Linked DNA regions of Homo sapiens: region 1 is linked to region 2. The links are chromatin loops, found by intact Hi-C in ENCODE. Cell type or tissue: GM12878. All regions are shown on one strand. Links, peaks and the distances in the headings refer to the core of each region. The heading gives the core; the rest is flanking DNA.

Region 1 (8,023 bases), core at 1,004-6,003, 320 kb before region 2:
AAGATGGTCAAAATATTTTAAGAAAAGTCCCCAAGACTCCTACCAAGATTCAAGGACTATACGTGTCCTTGGTTGAGAATTACAAAATTGCTACGCACATAGACAACATTATAGTCAGCCCCCCATGGGTATTCATGGATTCCAGCATCTGTGGATTCAATCAATCACAGATCAAAATACTCAGAAAAAAAATGGATTGCTGTGTTTGTAATGAACATGTACAGATTAATTTTCTTGTCACTATTCCCTAAACAATACAGTGTAATAACTACTTACATAGCATGGACATTGTAGTATTATAAATAATCGAGAGATGATTCGAAGTATATGGGAGGGTATATGTAAATCATGTGCAAATACTGCACTATTTTATATAAGAGACTTGAGGATCCACAGATTTTGATATCCATGGGGGGTCCTGGAACCAATCTCCCACAGATACTGAAGGACAACTGTAATTATATGATCATAGATTCTTCTAGAACATCATTACTTGTTTTTCTAGTCTTTCAATATTAAATGAGCTAAGAAAATCCATACTATTTTCACATTTTGAGAAAAATGTCTGGTCAGATTAACATCTGTAAAGATGAATAAACGTTTTTAGTGCCTGTATTTACATTGCAATTTTCTTTCAGAATACAAACTGTTTTCACTAAGACTCTTCCATTTCTACTTAAAAGATCCTGAGATCAACAGAGGCAGCTGATATTTCACCTTTTGATGAGGAAACTGAAACACAAGAATAGTGAAAATGACTTTCATAAGGTGCAGTCTATTTTAGCATGCTTTACTTGTTCTAAAATCAAAGGACACATCATATGTGGATATGCATTAAATGCAAAAAATGCTATACAGCTATTTGTGAATTTAGGGATTGCCAAGGTTGTCAGATAAATGCCACAAGAAGGTCAACAGTCTTGTTTAATTCAGTCTCTTGGGACACAGAGACTACTGATACCACTCTGGGCCTTAATATATATGCAAGACACCATGTATAAGAGTGGTTTTGCTTTCACATAGTTGAGTTATGACTTGTATCATACCATGTGGCATGTGTAATGGAGAGAGTAAAGAAGTGTATAAAGAATTGTAAAGCTACTGTAAATACATGTCTGCTCACTTGCTAGGTAATTATATTTTATTAGAATAAAAAACAACTGATAAGTAGTAGAAAAATTGAAGAGTACAGTTTGAAGAGCACTGTATTATGATCTCTAAGGTCTATTTTTTCTTTTATAATCCTGTGACTCAAAGAATAAACTGCTCAGGCTTGCTAGAACAATGACTATGGATTTTAGTTCATAAGAATGACCTGTAAGGAAGTAACAATGAAGTCTTAAAGTCTAAGTATTGGCTTAAATTTGAAGAGAAATCAGTAGCCAGATCAGGAAAATCAAGCAAAGAGTGTGATTTATTTCCTGTAGGGTGATGGTTTTTTGGGCCAATAAGAAAAGCTATTTTTCTTCTGAAAGATAAACAGAAAAATAGTACAACAGTAGAAATATCATTCCTCCTTATACTACTGAAAAGATAAAAAGATAACATTGTAAATCAGGAAACTTCAACAATGACTAAAGGTGGGAGAAAGTGATTAATTAAATCAAGAAGACTGAAGCTTCTAAACAAGTTAGATCTGTTTCATGAGAAAGGGTAAAATGTGTATGTTAATTAGAAAAATGGCTACAAGAGAGTGCTAACAGGCAAGTCAAACCTTCTAATCCTATTCTCCACAAGCAAGCCAGCAAAATACAAACCACTAATACTTTTTTATTATTTTTTTATTAGCAGGAGGAGAGTCTCAGTATGGAGACCTGGGCTAGACCAAGTTAGATACTAGCTAGAGGCATGGCTATAAAGTCATGTAACATCTCTGGGTATCCTTTTTCCTTCCACAAAATGAACTAATTGGACTAGCTGATGTCTAATGGTTCCAAATCAATAATTTTTTGATTCTCTGTCTCTCCAACTTATTATAAAAATACAAAATTTGGATAGCAAACAACTTTTGTACTATGTTAGTATTACACGGATTTAATGCATAGTAAAAACAGCTCTTAGAAACTTAATTCAGCCTATATGACAAATATCAAATGAACTTTAGTTGCCTTAAGAATATCTGCATCTGATTGTCTTAACTGACTCATGCTGAATTCAAACTCATATGTCCCAACTTCCCTATTTCTTTTAATACCAACACGTAATTAATCATTTTGAAAATTTTAGAGAAATCTTTGACTCCTCTCTTTTATCTCTTACGTGCAGTCAGCAAATAAATCCTCATGATTTTTCCTTAAAATATATAAAATCTATCTTCCCTTCTCTCTTAACAAAATCCATTTTCAATTTATCTCCTAAATTACTCCAACTACTGCCTCCATTTCCTTATTTGTTTAAATTTGTAAAAATAATGATATAGCTAAATACAAGAATTCACCTTTCTACTCATCTGCTCTAATTATTCCCCAATATTTTCAGGATAGCATGCAATAATCTTTAGCTTGACTTTAGGATTTTACTAAATTTGGCCTTACCCTGCTTTCCCATCTTCTCTCTATTTGCCAACATGAACTTTATACAAGGTCGCCTTTTTCCTGCTTCCCACTTGCCCTCTGCCTGGCCCATTCCTGCCCTAAAGGCCAACATTCTTATTTCACTCCATTTCATGCTGTTTCCCCTCCACTTCTCTCCACTGGGATGTCATTCTTTGTTATCGATCCCAATTCTTCCTGTCCTTCAGGATCCAGGCCATGCCCTGTCACCTTCCTTTGTGAAGCCTCCTCTGTTATAGTCCAGATGGACCTTGCTATTCAACTTCCAAAGTTCTTGTCCATATCACTTACTTAAGTGTATGTGTAAATATTTACTGATGTATAAGATACTGTGATTCTTTTTAAATCACTCTGCATAAAACCTTTTACTACTCCAGGTCTTTTGGCTGTTCTCCACTACCTGCAATTCCTTCAGATAACTTCATGGCTTGTTTTTATATCTTTATCAGATTTTTATTTAAGACATAATCTTCTCTTGAAGCTGCCTTACTTGACTACTATATCTTCAATTACTACCTAACCCTGCCACTCAATTTCCTTTTTCTGCTTTACATTTTTAAAACTTAGCACTTCTTGGTATTTACTATATTATACATTTTATTTTGTATGTGTCTGTCTCTTACTCTAATGGATTCTAAGCTCAACAAGGGAAGAGATTTTTGCCTCTTACTCATTAATGCCACTCTAGTTCCTAGAAGAGTGCCTGGTATTTGGCAGGTGCTCAAGAAATATTTTTGAATGAATTCATATTTCAAAAACTAAAAGCAACATTAATAAAAGTGGTTAATAATAAAACAAATACCAATATAAAATTGAGAACTTACTATATGTTGGGCAATGTACAGGTAATGCATAAAATAATCCTGTTATTATCTATTATTACCTACTTTCTTCTTTGCCATTTAAAGCAGGGCTTACAGAGGTTAAATAATTTTCCCAAGAACACATTCCTAATAAATGTACTAAAAATAAACTCTAGGCTTATTTGCTATTGAAAATATGTCAAGGGCTGAGCTTATCCAACTGTAAAAAATTAAATGCAAAACAAGATTTTTGAGGAGATATGAGGGAAGAACTCCTCAGAGAGCTACCTGTAAAACCTTTTCCCTCAATGGCTAATATTTTAATTTGTTGTCTTCGTTTTTTTTTTAAGTTATCTTATAATTTTCCATAAACTTCTGCACTTTATTCCTTACCCAGGCTTAACGTTCAAGAAGAGAAAATCTTCTGACTAATGTTATGACTTCATTAAGGAGGAAAATTCCATCTTAAAAATGCGCTCTCAGTTCTCATGTAAAAGACAAGAGCAGAATGAGTAGTCACAGTTCTCACAGAGTGAGGTAAAGCAATCATCAAGGGAGGAGGGGAAAAGTAAAGAATGCTTTATTCATAATTACCTAAGATTTTCCAGCATGAGAGGGGAAAGAGGAAGTCTATTTTCAGTGACAATGATTACTCTAAAAATATTAACATGCAAGGGGAAAATTTTCATTCTGAGAGTTACTACTATACTGAGTTCTCTTTCCCTCACAGAGTGACTTAAAATTCCCAAGGTAGAGAGGTAATCTAGACAGATGCGCTTGCCCTGTGTCTTGAAAATGGCAACATCCAGGAATCATGGGAGTTCAACTGAGGACACACTGGAAAGGATTTCTCAGCACCAGAACAGTCTCTGAGAAGTATCAAGTGGCAGAGTGGATACTTATATCCTCAGGTGTCTGCAGTAAGGCAGAGATTAGAGCTATACAGGCTTATTAGAAGATTTGTTATGCTGAATGCATAAACAAGATTTAGTGAAACTGAAGCTGAATTACCTACTAAAAGGATTATAGACAAAAAAAAAGCCTAATTCTTCCTTTTTTCTATCTAATCCAGAGTCTCTCCTGCAATGTCTCTATAATTTTAACTGTCTTATATAGTTCAGGCAAAATTATATATTGTAGAATTCATTCTCATCTTCATCTTAAACATTTTAGACAAAAATATATTAGTTCCCTACTTCTATACATGCATATATGAGAAAATGGTCTGACAACCCTTAGGTTGGGACACTCAGCAGGTCATGGCATTCAGAGCAAATTGATTTTTATTAAGATAATTATAAGAACATGATTAAAAAAGTATTTTGTATCTCCCTCTTTCTTTTGTATTTTCAGAAAATCATATGAACTGGGCCTGGGGGCATGCACCTGTAATCCCAGCTCCTTAAGAGGCTAAGGCAGGATGATGGCTTGAACCCAGGAGTTTCAGAGCAGCCTGGGCAACATAGCCAGACTCTGTCTCTATCCATTAAAAACAAACCGTATGTAAAATCACATAGCTGCTCCTGAGATCTGCCATTCCATAATTTAGTTCTCTGCTAGTTCTATGGCACCAAATTGTCACAAGACTGACTAGCCAGGTGCAGGAGGTACTCACTTTTCAGATCAGCAAGTAACCACAAATACCATTTATTTGGTCCTTAACAAGATTGAGACGAAGTGGCTACAAGTGAAGCAAAATGGAGGCGATAAATACTCTAACAACTGGTTATAGATATCACATTTTCTTATGTTTATAGTTACATTTGAATAATCCTTACCTCTTTTTAAAAACTCCATAGACATTGAGAATTGATAAAAATCTATCTTTCTCCAGAAAAATACAGCTATACATAAGTCAGTACACAACTTTAGTAAATTCACAAATCTTAACAATCTAATCCATGTGTCCTAAGCATAGACAATAAAGAAAAGTATTTGAGAGGGTGCAGGGTAACTTGAAGTTGAAGTTTGGGAGAGAGATTACCATTACATTAGGAATAAATTCATACTTGACAAACAAGTGTCAACTGTCTCCACTGTCTTACCAGCAGCTCAGTCCCTTACTGCTCTTCCTGGATCATGTCCTATTGGCTGCTGCTGAGCCCATCTCCTGCTTCCAAGCGTTGTAACTCAACAGGAGCAAAGGCAAGTAAACAATCTTGAGAGGGTGTGCTGCTGAATGTTTGCCAGCCTAGAGAAGACAGAGTTTGAACATTTTTAAGTTAGCAAAAAGGAACAGGGTATATACACCTGATATAAAGAGTTTAAAAGGTTTTGGATACCTATAATTGGATATTTCCATTACAGTGTGGCTGTTAAAAAACTTAGAGAATCTTTCTCAAAGCAATGACACTCTCAAATGTACCATAATAACAATTCTAATATCTGTAGAACACTTTGCCATGCCCAAAGCATCTTTAGTCTTCACATCTTCACCGCAATAATCAATGAGGCTTAAGAGCCAGTGGCTTATATTACTTCATCTGTTGAATCCAGTGGTTCACAGTGTGGCTTACAAGAGTATCACCTAGGTAAGAAGTTGAGGATTTTGCTCAGAGATTCTGACTTGTTGAGCTAAGAGGAAACTTTATTCTCCAGGTGACTGTAAGATGAAGTCAGGATTGAGAATCATTAAGTCCCTGTACTTCATGAGATGTGGCACTAACTAAACTCATAAATAGCAAGCATTCATTCAGTATATGCCATGTCAAGGTAACATGCTAAGTGCTATGGAAAAGGTAAAACATTATAACATGTGGTCTCTGTGCTCAAGGGTTTTAATTTAGCTGGAGAGACTGGACATATACTTTAAAAGGACCACCTAATAAGATACCTACTTTAAAAACATAACCCAAGTAAGACTTAATTGGTCAAAGATGTAGTAAAAATATTGGGTGCTACAAATAAGTGGAGATGACATGCACTGATAAAAGGGAGTAGGTTAAAAACATGAGAGAAGTCCACAGAGTTCCAAGGGCAGAGAGAAAAGAGGAATGGGGAGAAAGCGTTGTTTTGAGGCACAGATACAGCTGCAGCAAATTGGAGGAGATTAAAAAGCTCTCTCTGACTGAAGAGTGTCTACAAAGGAGCACAAGAAGACTTTGGAAAGACCGATTTGAAACAGAATCTAAAGAGTTTTGATAAAATGGCTAAAGGAGTTGGTCCATTGTCCTGAATATATGGAAACAGTATTGGAATATCCTGAAATAGTATCTGGAATAGTATCAGAAGCAGTTGAAGCTCAGGTTCCCGGGGTTCTTGGTAAATGCCAGACACTATGCTAGATGCACTACATATGTTACCTCATTTAACACTCAAAAAAATCTGGTAAGATCATTATTATTATCATTATCATCATTATTATTATTCCCATTTTACAGAGTAAGAAGGGAGGTCTCTTAATTTTTTCTCAAAGTCACATGCCTAGAAATAGTAAGCTGAGACTGGGACACGTTGCTTCTTTAGAAACATGGCATCATAAAAGCCATACGTTAAAATTTAAGGGGTGTTTTGAGATATAATTCACATACCATAAAATACATCCTTGTAAAGTATATGAGTCAGTGGGTTTTAGTATATTAAAAAAAATTATGCCACTCTCACCTATCATTACTATCAAATTCTACAATATTTTCATCACTCTGTCCCCCTCGCCCCAAAAAACCCAGTACCCATTAGGAGCCAGTTTTCATTCATTCCTCCCCCGGGCCTTGGTGACCACTAATCAACTTTCAGTCTTTATGGGTTTTCCTATTTTGAACGACTTTATATATATAAAACCATACAAAATTTGGCCTTTTACGTCTGGTTTCTTTCACTTAGTGTAATGTTTTTAAGGTGCATCTGTATTGCAGCATGTGTCTGTACTTTATTCCTTTGTATGACTAATATTCTACTGTTTTGATATGCCATGTTTCCTTTAGCTATCAATGATGAACTTTTGGGTTACTTCCACTTTTAGCCTCATAAATAATGCTTCTTTGGATATTCATTTCAAACTTTTTAATTGTGATAAAATGTATGTAACAAAGTTTGCCATTCAAACCATATTTAAGTATACTATTCTGTGGCATTAAGTACATTCACATTGCTGTGCAACCATCACTGCCACCCATCTCCAGAACTTTTTCATCTTCCTAAACAGAAATTCTATACTCATTAAACAATAACTTCCCATTTGCTCCTCCTCCCAGCCCCTGGCAATCATTATTCTACTGTATGCCTCTATTAATTTGACTATTCTAAGTACCTCATGTAAGTGGAATCATAATATTTTTCTTTGTGTGATTGGCTTATTCCACTTAGTAGAATGTATACAAGATCCATTTATTTTCTAGCATGTGTCAGAATTTTCTTCCTCTTTAAGGTTGAATAATAGTCCATTGTATGTCTATACCACATTCTGTTTATCCATTCATCCATCTGTAGGCATTTGGGTTGCTTCTACCTTTAGGCTATTGTGAATAATGCTGCAACAAACATGGATATACAATGTTTATAAGTTTTTGTATGGGCATATGTTTTCAATTCTCTTGAGAGTGGAATCCCTAAGAGCGAAACTACTGGGTCTTATGGTAGTTCCATGCTTAATCTTTTGATGAACTGCCAAACTGTTTTGCAAAGTGGCTGCACCTTTTTACATTCCACTAGCAATGTGTCAGGGTTCCA
Region 2 (8,023 bases), core at 987-5,986:
TTAAGCTCAGTCATTATGTCTCCTTAGGTCCCCCCGGCAGTGACAATTTCTGAGATTTTCCTTGTTTTTGTTGACTGTCAGTTTTGAAGAGTGCTGGTTGGGTATTTTGTAGAATTCTCTTTGTTTTGAATTTGTCATGATATTTTTTCATGGCTAGACTGGAGTTATATGTTATCAAGAAGACAGTGGAAGCAAAGTGCCCTTCTCATCACATTTTATGATTAATACAGTACATACTATTAATCTGACTTATGTTGATAGTAACCTTGATCATCTGGCTGAGGTAATATTATGTTTCTTCATGGTAAAGTTAATTTTACTTTGTTTTAAAAGAAATTTGTCATAGATCTTTGGGAGGTGTGCAAAATATAAAACATCTCACATGTCAAATGTAAGAATACCAAAGGCTTACTTTAATAGAGAAGCAGAATCCTACCTCTCATTTGGAATATATTCCTTGAATCCTATCAGAACCAACTATTGTGATGAAAAGATAGAAAGCACATCACCTCACTACTGCTTCCAACATGCTTTTTTGCCCCTTTCTTCACACAGTTGGCTGGAAAGCTAGGCAGGTATGAAATTGGTGGTAGGAATTAAAGGAGAACATACAGCTTAGAAGATTTAAATAATGGCAAATGGGTCAGGAAGAAAATTGTGTGGTAAACATAATTAGGATGTCAGTGAAGGAGGAATGTCTCAGGGATGAGGCTTCTTACTGAAGAAATGGGGTACTATGAATAAGGAGGGCTTGAAGGACAGGGTTATGGGTTAAGACTAAATGAAATGAGGAAACAAACTATGTATGAAATGGGGAAAGAACATCCTAGGTGCAGGCATAGCAAGTATAAAGGCCTAGAGGCTTTGCTGATGTGTTCTAAGAATGGTAAAAATACATTCTAATTGCCAGTGATTTCTAGATGCTTCTTAGGAACTTACTCTGGTTATGAACTCTGCAGAAAATTTAGCCTGGTTCTGAACTGTGTGAAGTCATGGATGTGTTTTTGGACCAAAATATTGTCATACTGTCTTAACTTTGAACAGGCTAAACTCATTTTTTCTTTCTTGACATTTTTCCCAAATGAGTCTTTGGAAATACTAAGAAAAAATTAATACAGCAAGGATTTGACTTCATTGCTTACTCCTGGAAATTCTCTAACTCCCCAGGAATATCCGTGGAGATTTTCCTCTAAAATATATTGCTCTCTAAAATGTTTCATTAACTCTCAGCTGTGGGTTCAATCTTGTGATCAGCGTGTCCAGGGAAGCCAGAGAAGCTTTTGTTAAGCTTGTTTATTTGTAGCAGGTGTTTGAATTTGACATTTGATTTGACTTAACCATATTTTGGGAGACTGCAAATTAAGAAAGCTTCTGAAATATGCAGAATCTGTTATGCAGAAACATACTTACAGATATATGGGTGGAATTAAAGGAAAAAGCTTTCAATAAAACTCTTCTTTTTACTTGAGGTTTGAAAAGGCTTGATACTTTTGTAATGATCCACAGCCAGCTGATTTCAGTTCAGGAGGCTAAAAGGGATATAATAAGAAACCCGTTCTTGTAAAATTTCAGTCTGTCTGAAACAAGTCTGAGCAGGAAATGTTTGTGAGAAACCTGTTCTCTCAGAGTCTTCCCTCCTGGTTCCTCATTTCAGGAGGCTTCTTCCACACCCAAATGAATATCTGAAAGGTTAGTGATTTTTTTTCATCCATATTAAGACTATTAATAGAAAATAGGCTGGTGGGTCCAAGTTTTCAATACAGCCTAGTGACATAGCATTTCTTGTTTGCTCCTGATCAGTTCAACATGGTTTCATCATTCTTGAAAGCTGACTTTGATATTCAAACTTAGGAAAACTGTAAGCATTTCATGTCCCTCTCTCCGTTGCAGACCCTGTTCATTGGCACTCCCCTCTAAGCTGTGAAAGCAGAACCACATCTGTCTTGTTCTCTACTATGTCTCTCCCTCAGAGAAATGCCTGCCACATGGAATGTGTCCAGTGAAAATGTATTAAATATATGAATGACTAGTACATAACAACTGTGTGGCATCTAATTTGGAGAACTCAAAAGCCATACCAGGCTCTAGGAATTCTTTACCCAGAATTCACCATCTCATGTCTCCAGCATTCATGCAATTTTCATCCTAGGAATGACTCAAATTAATTACTCTTAATAACTCTTAAGGTAAGGAGGTAGATAATTTTATAAAAATTATTTTTATATAAATCCATTAAAACAAAAGAATGTCACATGATGTGTTTGCAATCAGATTATTACTTTACTACTAATTTTATGTTCATAAGAATTATATTGCCAATAAGATTGGTAATAGTAATAACAATAAATAATCTTTAGTCCTTAAAATTTAAAGCCATACACTATATTAGAACCAACTAAATATTAAGTACTATAATAGATGCTATGGTTGAATACAGAAGAATCTAAAGAAATAGATGTTTAATTCTGAGTCATTTAATAATAATAATAATATTTGCTGAACACCTATCATGTGACAAACACTGAACTAAATCTATACATTAAATAATTTAGTCCTCATAAAAGGTCTATGAGCTAGTTACTACTGGTTTCCACATTTTACAAATGAGGAAGTTAAGGTTTGGGAAGATTAAGTAAATTGTCCATTTTCAAGCTAATAGGAAATGATGAAAGTAGAAGTTGAACTTGCTTTTTTGATATCACAAGCTACTCTTTTTCCTTGGACATTTAACTTCATTGTTTGTTCTTCAAGTTTATATTTTAGTTGAGGATTCAGAACATACACATGAAATAGTACTTGCCAAACAATACGTAAATGACCATAGTAACTATAATACAGATTTCCAAAACCCGAGAAGGTATGTTCAACTGAAAAGGAAATTCATATTGGAAGCATTTCCTCAAGAAAGTAAGTTTGAATCCATATGGGAAACTGGGAAGTAATTTTTGTGTAGGTGAATATAAGAGATAGACCGCAACTAATTAGGTTAAAAGATAAGTCTTTACTTTTCAAATTTATAATTCTAGGCTCCTGGTTAGATAATAGTAACAACAGTAACAAAAATAATACCACTTTATATCTGTATAACATGTAAGGGTTTAAGCAGACACAATTTGATTTTATTTGTAGATTAATGATCCTTCGTATGCTATGATCCTCTTTAATATTAGAAAAAAGCAACTAGAACAAACTTCATGATAAAGCTTGGAAAAGCACAGTATTTGAGAACCTTAACATTCAATATATGCTGAAGTAATGAAAACCATCCATAGTCTTGCCATGAATTCCTTTTAAATTGCTTATGAAATTGTGAGAGTCAGCCTGCAAATTCTTCCCTTCTCTACTCCACCCTATCCCATCTCACCCAGTTCCCAGCACACACACAGTTCTGCTATTTTTGAAAAGAAAGAAAAAAGTCTCCACATTATTGGTGTGGTTTCTATGATCATGGGCAGAACTGCTCAGAATATTCACCAACTATGGGAGTATACATTATCTGACTCAATTCAAGTCTGGTCTTTGCCAGTAGGAAACCCTTGTGTTAATTTCTATTTCTATTATTGTCAAAGATGACACTTCCACTTCTCTATTTTATTTTTGCGTCTTTCATATTTACGAATTCAAATTTCATATTTTCTTCAGAGGAGGTACATGTGTTTGTAATAAGGAAAGTCTCCAATTCATGAGGACTCCTTTTGTCTACTTTCCCCTTTTCAGAAAAGCGTGTTAAATTAACTAAAGAAATAATTGGAGAAAAAGCAAGTTAGAATATTATAGAAAAGAATAAAATGATGAAACATATGTTTCATTTTATTTCTTTTTTGAGACAGAGTGAGACCTTGTCTCATATATATATACATATATATATACCTTGTCATATATATACCTTGTCATATATATGTCACATATATATACCTTGTCATATATGTATCAGACAAGGTCTCACTCTGTCACCCAGGCTGGAGTGCAATCATGTGATTATAGCTCACTTCAGCCTTGAACTCCTAGGCTCAAGTGATCTTCTTGCCTCAGCCTCCTGAGTATATGGGACTACAAGTGTGCACCACCATACCTAGTAATTTGTTCATTATTATTATTATTTGTAGAGATGAGATCTCACTATATTTCCCAGGGTCTTTTTTTTTAAGCATGCTGATAGGATATAGATAGGAATGAAAGGGGCAACAGAGATTTGCCTTTACAATGATGTAAAATGCTACCAAACCTTCAGTAATAATATTCAGTCATTAGTGGAATTGAGTGACAGTATAAACTATGTGTCATAGATTTCTGCATTAATCCACAGTGAGTCTTAGCATTTTTGTATATTTTACAACATATAGGAGAAAATAGATGTTGTTAAAGAGTATCTCCTGAATTTACAAAATAATAAATTTAAAAAGCAATTGTCTATCCACTCCTTCTATAAGACATAATGAATAAGAGCCTTGTATGATGGCACAAAGCAAACCATCATTAGACAGGGGTGATAAGAAAGAAAAGAGTAGCTTTAAGCCAGAGGGAGAAAATAGTGAATGAGAAGACCAAGTTTTATTTCAGGAATAAACTGGATTTATACCAGAAAAATTATTTGTTTTGATATGAAAATCATACCTTTGGGTTAACACCTCTCCTAGTAATCTAGATTAATTTAATATCCATTTGTAATACATTTTAGTGTCCTTCATAAATGCTAAAAATAAGTGTACTTACACATTTACCAGTGTGTGGTCCCCCATGGGAAGGAAAGGGAAATAAATAGAGGGATTAGAAGTCACTTCTGGGTCACGTGTTCCCCAATACCATTTTATTCTTGATCCTACATACCTACTGGTGTTCACAGAATAATAAAAAATAAAGACTCCAAATTCCTTTCTAATTCTAGATGCATTTTTTACCTTACATGTGGTATATTTAATAAACTTAAATATCAGAGCTATTCCACCTCTTAATATAATATTTACATTTGAACCTGCATAGCAAGGTGGCCCTTTTCATTGTATTAGTGTTTAGTTATTTTAATAAATATTGAAATTGAGTAACAGAAGCAATAACAAAAAATGAATATTGAATATATACTTATTCCCACTCAAAATTAAACTAAAATCAGTTGCATCAAGCTTTCAGTCATATTTGTGTCAAACATTTATGTTTTTCCTAAAAGCAGTAAACAAAAACTAAGGGTGCCAATGTTTCTTAACCGAAACCTTAAAATATTATCTTTATATTTGGGGAGATTTAGAACCTGAGAACAAGATTTCTATGCATTTTAAAGTGAGGCCTATTTATTCTTAACTGCCAAAAGAACTTATAGTAAGGATTTATAAATTTAGGACAGGTTGGCAGTGGATGGGTAGGTTAAGGCTATAAAAATGTTCATTAAATATTTTTTAATGAATGAAATTAGGTAATCTAAATTCATTCATTAAAAAATATTTAATGAATGTTTTCTATGCTCCATACCTCTTTGCTAAATCCTAGAGATGTCCATAATGGCGAACAAAGCCAGACCCATCCTGCTGTCTTTTAGCTAGCAGTCTAGAAGGGAAGAAAATATTAGTTCATCAACAAACGTGTGAAACCGCCACTGTGAGAAGTACTCTGAGGGGGAGGTAAGTGCTGTAATGAGTGGATTTTAAACAGTTGGGGTGTCAGAGAAGTCTTCCTCAAGGAAGATGCCTAAATGAGATCTGCAAGTTGAATAAGCAGATAGGTGACAAGGTGTGTCCCTGACAGTGAAAGCAGGAGTAGGAGAACAGTGAATTGAAACCGACAACACTCAGACAAATGGGAAGCAGGGGCTGGGGACATAAGTAGAAAGCAGATCATACAGGTCCTTGTAGGCCACATGAAGAATTTATCTTTATTCTAAGGTAGGTGACTTAATCAAACCTCCTGCCTTGCATTTTGAAAGAAGCACTCTAGCTGCTTTGTGGTGAATTGGTTATAGCTAGTATGGGGTAGTTAGGTTAGAGGGAGGCAGTCCCAGCAGGCAATTATTAGGCAAGTCCAGGCAAGTGATATTGTGTCAGGGGTTAGTGGGAGTGGGTATGGAAAAGGTAAAGGGATTCAAAAGATCTATAAGAGATAGGTACATTGCCATGGCTAGATGATAGAGCGGTTATGGGCTCTCTCCCTCTTTATGTATGAATTCACATATCATATATTACTCATATTCTCCATCGACATTATATAATACACATATACTATGGATATATGTAGATAAATGTAAACGTGTAGGAGTGTGTGTATACATATATGTGTATGTGTGTGTGTGTGTATATATATATATATATATATTTATTTATTTATTTATTTATTTATTTCAGAGTAGTGCCTAATAAAGGATGCTCAAATAGAGCAATACTTTATGGTTAATATCTCTTTTACAGCAGATCTTCACGCTTTCTCTTATTTTTCCCTACTAAGTACAGTAGTCAGGAATTTCATGTAAACAGACAATATGGGATAATTGAGTGAAAATAGACGGATACATTTTGTCTTTATTGAAATGATTTTGACCAGTTTAAGATAATTACAGCACACACATTATACTTTTTCACACTGAATTATGCCAAGTTTCCCAAAACCACTAATCAAAGAAGTCATTTAAATAATGACTAAATTATGATAATGTATTACAGTTGAAATGACAATAGAGAAGAATTAAAAGTAAAGAATGCTAAATAATGCTTAATTGCCATTATCTAGGTAAAACACAAATGAAATAGGGTCAGCCTGAAGAATGATATTGGAAAAGTGACTGGGTTCTGGAATTGAGGCTTAAAGTTACTAAATTTTTTTGTTGTATTGATTTTTCCCTGTCATGATCATACCTTTCTTTTTGATGAATTTTGCAACTTTTATAATTCTGATTTGTGACATAGTTTTAAAAAAGTGTAAAGTATAATTAAAGTTTCCATGTGCTTCTCATACCAAGTTTTATTCAGCTAGCTGTTAAGTAAGTGATTACCCTATAAGTACAACTTTAATACCCTAGTCACCTGTATGGGTTCTGCCACTGGATGTTTTATTGAAGAATTTTTTTGGGGGTGAATTTATATTTCTCTTGTACAGGGCTCATTGTTTATTGAATAATTGGAGGTGGGTTATATCTAGCTATAGGAGATACCAATGTTTATACAACATGAGCACTTAGATCTTTTGCATGACATTTGGATATAAATGAAATTTCCTTTTGAAAATAATGAGCAATGGGAAATGGCATGCATTTTAAAGGATGAATTAAGTTGACACAAAGCGCTAAGATATGTTAAGATTTTATGGTATGATTTACTCAAGTAGGGCTTTGGTTGACTAAGATGAACAGATCTTGTCAGCATCCCTGGTAAGTGTTTGGGATGTTTTGCTGTGGTATGTTTTCTAAATTGTATCACTATACTTTCAAGACTCTAAATGAAGCAGTGTGCTGTTTATTACTGTACTACCTCAACCTGCTCATAGCAGAAGGAACATTTTAAAACACATTACAAGTGCTCTCTCACTCAGTCTTTCATCTTCTGTCCATTATTAAAAACGACCTATAAGAAATCACATGGCAACCTAGAGTAGTTCAGGGAAATATTGAGCTTTGACTTCAAGTGTGTCTTCCTTGTAATACAAATAGCCATTTTCAGTTGATATGTTCTATCCTGAATGATTTGGCTTGAAATGTCTTTCTATATTACCATTAATATTTTTTGTTTGTTTCTGAAACAAATATGAAATGGAAATGTCATGGACAGGGAAATTTTAAATGGCTACTTCTGTGACTCACAGCCATTTTAGCTTAGGCTTCCTATTTGCAATACCTTCCTGACAGCAGTGTTTCTTTCTGCCTTTTTGACAATATTATTTCTGGGAAATCAAGCTAATTTCTATTTTTCATTCCCTGTTGAAAGGATTACTCATATCCTCTCTCTTACTCCTCATGTGTCCTTATCTCTAATTAAGATGATCAATAATAATAATCCATGAGACTCTTTTGAAATTGTTTTTCCTTTAATGAATGCTATTAACTTTT

The links. Hi-C counts contacts between places; a loop is a spot of excess contacts. Peaks named below come from ENCODE experiments on the same cell type or tissue, not always from the same donor. Only the 100,000 strongest peaks of a DNase experiment are listed, where the experiment ranks them.
Region 1: it touches region 2 in a loop (3-fold over the local background); 1 of 110 quality-filtered maps calls a loop at or near these places.

The regions. Positions count from the first base shown.
Region 1 is chr4:105,187,883-105,195,905 of GRCh38, reverse strand. It overlaps TET2 (tet methylcytosine dioxygenase 2), which reads right to left. Exons shown (of 11, transcript NM_001127208.3): 2 at 5,401-5,546. The region is part of intron 2 of TET2-AS1 (TET2 antisense RNA 1); the gene reads left to right. Among named protein-coding and RNA genes, the nearest start is that of TET2, 45 kb to the right of the region's middle. In GM12878, for the core only: no CTCF peak of the experiment used is centred there; a DNase peak (open chromatin) is centred at 3,935; H3K4me3 peaks cover 705 bases; H3K27ac peaks cover 3,164 bases.
Region 2 is chr4:104,864,636-104,872,658 of GRCh38, reverse strand. No RefSeq gene overlaps it. Among named protein-coding and RNA genes, the nearest start is that of TET2, 280 kb to the left of the region's middle. RefSeq lists a silencer at 1,540-1,589. In GM12878, for the core only: no CTCF peak of the experiment used is centred there; DNase peaks (open chromatin) are centred at 1,598, 3,518 and 5,740; H3K4me3 peaks cover 1,262 bases; H3K27ac peaks cover 2,960 bases.